2 separate regions of the Homo sapiens genome follow, and region 2 is linked to region 1. A link is an interaction called in ENCODE POLR2A ChIA-PET data of the cell type or tissue named here. Cell type or tissue: PC-3. All regions are shown on one strand. Links, peaks and the distances in the headings refer to the core of each region. The heading gives the core; the rest is flanking DNA.

The links. Peaks named below come from ENCODE experiments on the same cell type or tissue, not always from the same donor. Only the 100,000 strongest peaks of a DNase experiment are listed, where the experiment ranks them.
Region 2: POLR2A ChIA-PET joins it to region 1 with 23 read pairs; 7 of 35 experiments call an interaction of 5 or more read pairs at or near these places.

The regions. Positions count from the first base shown.
Region 1 is chr7:116,519,933-116,522,852 of GRCh38, forward strand. No RefSeq gene overlaps it. Among named protein-coding and RNA genes, the nearest start is that of CAV1, 3.6 kb to the right of the region's middle. RefSeq lists an enhancer at 2,817-2,920. In PC-3, for the core only: no CTCF peak of the experiment used is centred there; DNase peaks (open chromatin) are centred at 1,339 and 2,559; H3K4me3 peaks cover 535 bases; H3K27ac peaks cover 1,755 bases.
Region 2 is chr7:116,383,833-116,386,752 of GRCh38, forward strand. No RefSeq gene overlaps it. Among named protein-coding and RNA genes, the nearest start is that of CAV2-DT, 110 kb to the right of the region's middle. In PC-3, for the core only: no CTCF peak of the experiment used is centred there; a DNase peak (open chromatin) is centred at 1,619; H3K4me3 peaks cover 276 bases; H3K27ac peaks cover 2,028 bases.

The DNA of each region.
Region 1 (2,920 bases), core at 105-2,604:
TCGGAAAGCAAAGATGTCTGTGCCTTCTGTTTCAAGATAGGGCACATGGAGGCAGTGACACCCTGGAGCTTCTCTGCACCATGACAGAGCACAGGACTCATTCTGTTCTCTACATCGCACTCAACATAGGAGGTTCCACTATGCTGTATCAGACCTACCCATCCAGATTCATCAGATTTGCTTGCAGAGAGCCCCAAGAAAGGAACAGAAATAGCAAGAAAGTGTCTCTGGCCCAAAGAGGCACATTCAATGAGCTTGAAGGACAGTGCAGCACTTGTTCTCCTGAATGGATCAATAACCAAGGACGGACAGAGTGACATACTCATCAGCAGATGCCAAGATGCACAGCTAAGGAAGAAACCCTCCTCCACAGACACACCCAAGATTCCTGGTCACATCATAAGCCCCTAGAATTTAGGACAAAATGGAAGAAACTAGAAACTGACTGAAATTAAGTTTCTGCCACCTGAAGGAATGGGGCTTTGTAAAAGAAATTAAGACCAGTTACAGAAAAAGAGAAAGTTACAATTCACATGGGACTTTGACAGTTTCCATAATGTTTTCTGTTTAAAAAGCTCTGGAGTAAATAAGGCAAAATGATACTTAATCAAGCTGGGTGGCAGGTGTCCATCATACAATTTGCCATATTTCAGATAATTGAACTATTTTACAATAAAAATACTTTGAAATAAAATATGTTTATTTGAATCTTAAATTTGTGGACTAAAATGTGTTCCCTCAACCTTAGCAACTATTGTGCTTTAGGCAGTATTCTCAGAGCTTCAAATACATCACCTCACTAAAGTTTACAAACTCCTATTGGGTAGATATCAGTAGTATTTTTCATTTTGTAAATAAAGTGAAGTTAATTTAAATAAATAGTAGGAAAAGAAAACTCTTAGCCATCTTGATCAGAAAGATTTTTAAAACACAAAATCGCTGTTTGCTTGCTTTTTTTTTGAAGAAAATAAGTGGGAAAAAATTATTTAAAATACTCAAAGTGGAAAAGCCCAATCCACAGAAGCTTCAAGTTAGAACAAGGTGAGGAAGGGGTCAGGTGATGTGGCAAGTCTTCATCCAGAAAGCCATTTCCTTCCACATATGAAATGGGCAACTGTAGGAAGGAGGCCTCAATGGGATTCAGCAGATGCAATGAATAGCAGAAGGCCTATGGGGTGGTGATGCTGATAAACAGGGTAAATACTGAGCTGAACTCAGAGATCATTAAAAGATGACATGTTTATGCACTTACACACAGATGGTTAAAATGTTGGCATGTTTATACACTTGCATGTAAATAGTCACCGCTCTGAAATGTACGTTGCCCTTCCCCTGAGGACCCTTAACTTCCTAATGATTCAGCAACTAACCAGCAGTACTCTAATGCACAGCTCCAGTGCCACGGCTGAAGTTTGAAATGATTGGTTGGTGGCTCTGCCATACTGATTATAATATCATACCTGGTGATAACTCCTATTATAACCCAAGCTGGAATTCCTTCTCTGAACGCATTGCCAGAGGCACATTTGGGAAGTCTCGGACTGCTGAGTGTTGGGAAATGTTGGAAAGATGCCTGCTTCTTAACACTATTGATATCATTGAGAGTGGTCAAACCTTTAGATTCCAAATCTTATAGTGGTAGTTAAAAAAAAGTAGCCAAGAATGTGAAAAGAACCCATGGTGGTAGGGATGGGAAGAGGAAGTTGTACCAGAGCAAAGCGACATAGAGAAGGAGATGAGAGAACATGAAAAGCAACGAATTTCACAATTTTGCCATAAGCTGACCCTGACTAGCCTACTTAAGAACCTCATGTCTCAGAAGTTGCTAACGGGTTCTCTAGTGATTTATCAACTGTAAAATGTTTCATTATCCAACAATCTCCTTAGGAAAAGGTATTTTTAATGTATTTAAGCTCTAGTATCCTCATCGCTCAGATGGTTGGTTTGGTTCGCCTGAGTGGCTTTTAGATCTGTATTTCTAGTGCCCTCTAATCCATGGGATGACCTTTAATGCTGCTTCCAAAAAAGAAAAATATTAGAGGGCAAATGAATTGCCAAATACTCATTTTTTAAGTAAATGATTTGGAGAAAGTTATTAACTCGCCTCCAAGCCCAAAGTTACCTGTGTGAGAATCAAACAAAAACAATTTTGCTTATATCATCTATTCATTTCCAATTTTGTACCTATGCTAACAATGTTCTTCTTCTCCTTTTATTTCTCATAAATCGAGAGCAGTTTCCCTAAGTCAGCTATTATAACCAGACTAAGATGTGTTTCTCTTTGGTGCCAGCTTCTTGTTGAGGCAGGTTAATGAAGAGATTGTGGTTTTTCCTCTCATTAGGAATGCATTTTGGCATTGACAACGCTTCACTGATCATTATGATTCCATGTGTTGCTGTTGATTAGACTTTTCTACATGGACTTTCCCAGCGAGATTGCTTTCCCTCGGTTGAGTACTAGTTAAGCGTTCACTTAAAGGCCTCCCTGGAAAGTCCTTTTCTTGCTGGAATGCAGGACAAGCTCCCTCTGTGTTCCTGTTGACTTTTTTCACAGTTAACATTACTCATCACAGCTGAAGACTGAATAACAATAGATGGGAAGTGGTTTCCACATTTTTCCATAGAACGTAACCCCAGTTGACTTGTATGAAGGAAAAATTAAATGAATTTATGGCAGTCATTAGAGGTGGGCTAGGTACTATAGAACATATTGAACCTGACAGTCCTTTTCTAGTGTATTGTGTTTGTTAATATTTGTTAATATAATTTGTTCAAAGAATTTAGAAATGCAATCTGACAGAAATGAAATTAAGAAAACGCAACTTTTTGGCCAGTTGTAGTGGCTCACGCCTGTAATCCCAACACATTAGGAGACTAGGGCAAGAGGATTGCTTGAGGCCAGGAGTTTGAGACCAGACAG
Region 2 (2,920 bases), core at 178-2,677, 140 kb before region 1:
AAAACAAAAGCTTCCTTAGAAAATCCTTATACTTCCTCCTATCTCAGTGGTCAGAATTGAGTCGACTGACCACTCTATCTGCAAGAGAGGCTGCGAATATGAGTATCTAACCTGCCAACCTCTACAGTGAAAGGAATAAAGGGGTAGGAATGGGTGTTAGGTTGACCAGTCAGTGTTTATCACACTATCTCCTACATACATCATACTAATTATTTTTTAGTGCCTTTGTCTAAATTGCTGCTTGAATATGGAAAGTCTTTTTCTGAATCTGCTCACTTATCTTTTTATTTTTTTATTTTTCTATTTACAAAAATAAAGCATGCTTACTATATGAAAATTCTACCCATCTTCAAGTCCCATCTCATGTCCTACTAAATCCATAAAAATTATAGGCAATTCTATTTCTCCTTATTCCCTTTTCTCTAAATTCTTGAATAAATTATAAAATTTAATACATAGGAATATATAGCATTGCATTATATATGAAATACCATATTATACCATATACCATATGCATATACCAATTGCATCTGTATAAATTAATTACATTACAATATGTGTGTTAGGTGCCCTTCTAATTACTTTACACATTTTAGGATATTAAACCTCACAACAACCCTAAGAGTGTGCCCTATCATTTTCTCCATTTTTACAGTCAAGAAAACCAAGGCACAGAGAGGTTAAGTAATTGCCTAAGGTCAGTTAATACGTGGCAGATCCGGAGTTTAACACCAGGCAGTTCAGCTCCAGAGTCTGTGCTTACAAACACTTTGCTTTTCTGCTTCTTTAAGGAGATGTTGCTTAACTTTTCTGAGCCTCTGTTTCTCTACAGCAGAAATAGGGTGATAATAACTTCATGTGGTTGTTTAAAGAATAAACCCGCCGGGTGCGGTGGCTCACGGCTGTAATCCTAGCACTTTGGGAGGCTGAAGTGGGTGGATCACGAGGTCAGGAGATTGAGACCATCCTGGCTAACACGGTGAAACCCTGTCTCTACTAAAAATACAAAAAATTAGCCAGGTGTGGTGGCACACATCTGTAGTCCCAGCTACTCGGGAGGCTGAGGCAGGAGAATAGCTTGAACCTGGGAGGCAGAGGTTGCATTGAGCTGAGATGGCGCCTCTGCACTCCAGCCTGGGTGACAGAGCAAGACTCGGTCTCAAAAACAAAACAAAACAAAACAAAAAAGAGAGAAAGAAAGAAAAAGAATAAATCCAATAACAGAAATAGTCCCTGGCACAAAGCAGGGACTCAGTATGAAATTTCCCTTCCACCTACTTTTTGGTGGCTCCCCTGCCCAGTGACAGCTCAGCAGACATTAAGAAACACCAGCCAGCCACTCCCACAGACTAATGTTTTCTAGGCTAAAAGGCCCCAGATCCTTTAAAAATTCTTCACAAGAGGAGTCAAAGGAAAGCTTTCTTAAAGATTAACAGACATTTCAGTTTCATCTACTTCTTAAATGTGTTAAAGGATAAGAATTTGATAAATTAACCTACGTTCTCTGCTCCTTCACATCACTACCCTACTTCACCAACATCAGTGCAATCCTGACTCTCCCCCAACTCCCCACCCCTTAATGTACACTATACCTTGTGATCATCACTGTATTAAATGGGTGACACACGTTGCATTGAGGTGTGACTAACACAACTACATGCAGAATCTGAGGCAAGTTCTTGGCTTTAGCTCCAAATACGTTTTTGAAACTCATAGCAGGGGTCATAGTTGTGAAAGTCAAAGATTCTAATTCACAAGATCCATCAAAATGTCAGCTTTAAAAATGTAAATGTTAATCCTATTATTTGCCAAATAGAGAAACAGGTGACAGACTCCAAAGGCCTTGCTTTGAAAACCAAAATTGTCTCTCCCAGCCACAGTGAATTAAAATTGAATCTCTGAGAATTAGCACCACCCATTTCACCAATAAGAAAAGCCATGTGGCCAAGCACGGTGGCTCACGCCTGTAATCCCAGCACTTTGGGAGGCCGAGGCAGGCGGATCATGAGGTCAAGAGATTGAGACCATCCTAGCCAACACGGTGAAACCTCCTCTCTACTAAAAACACAAAAATTAGCCGGGCATGGTGGTGCACACCTGTAGTCCCAGCTACTCAGGGGGCTGAAGCAAGAGAATCTTTTGAACCCAGGAAAAGGAGGTTGCAGTGAGCCGAGATTGCGCCACTGCACTCCAGCCTGGCAGCAGAGTGAGACTCCGTCTCAAAGAAATAAAAAGAGAGAAAAGAAAAGCCATGTATGGCTTAAGGGAGATTACAGTTGTTCATTCTCCAGCATCTTGATCTTGACAAAGCTTTTTAAAAATGTAAGTAGCAGTGTTCTAATTCTCATGAGATTTTCCCTTGGGGTCAATTTCCCATAACATCCTAAATAAAGATTTGGGGTCAATTCTTTCATAGAAACATAAAGTAGGAGACCATGCTTAGACTCATGGGGACAGAATCACAGACACTTGACTCTAGAAATAGCCCTTATCTCATTTATCAATTCCATCCTTGAAGTGTCTGTTTCAGTGTTTCTGTTGACAAGAGACTCACTGCTCCCATATCAGCCAATCTCTTCCAGTTGTAGACAGCAATTATGAATAAATGACTCAAAATTATTTTTTAAAAAGATCTTGGTCTTTCTAATAGAAAAGACAATCTTTTTAATTCAAATAATTTTAAATTAACTAGCGTTTTGTAATTAATCATAATTATGGTGAAAAAAATAGAGCATAGAAACTCATTTTCTTATCTATTTTCACAGAAAAAAAATAGAGTTAAATGTCCAGCCATTTGGGCCACCACTCCCATCTCCATTTCCCATGTAGCATCATCCTCAGACCTTCTGTTGGTCAGTGCCATGCCCACGGCAGGCTAGAAATATAATAGACCGTTAGTAAAATAATGGGCTAATTAAGT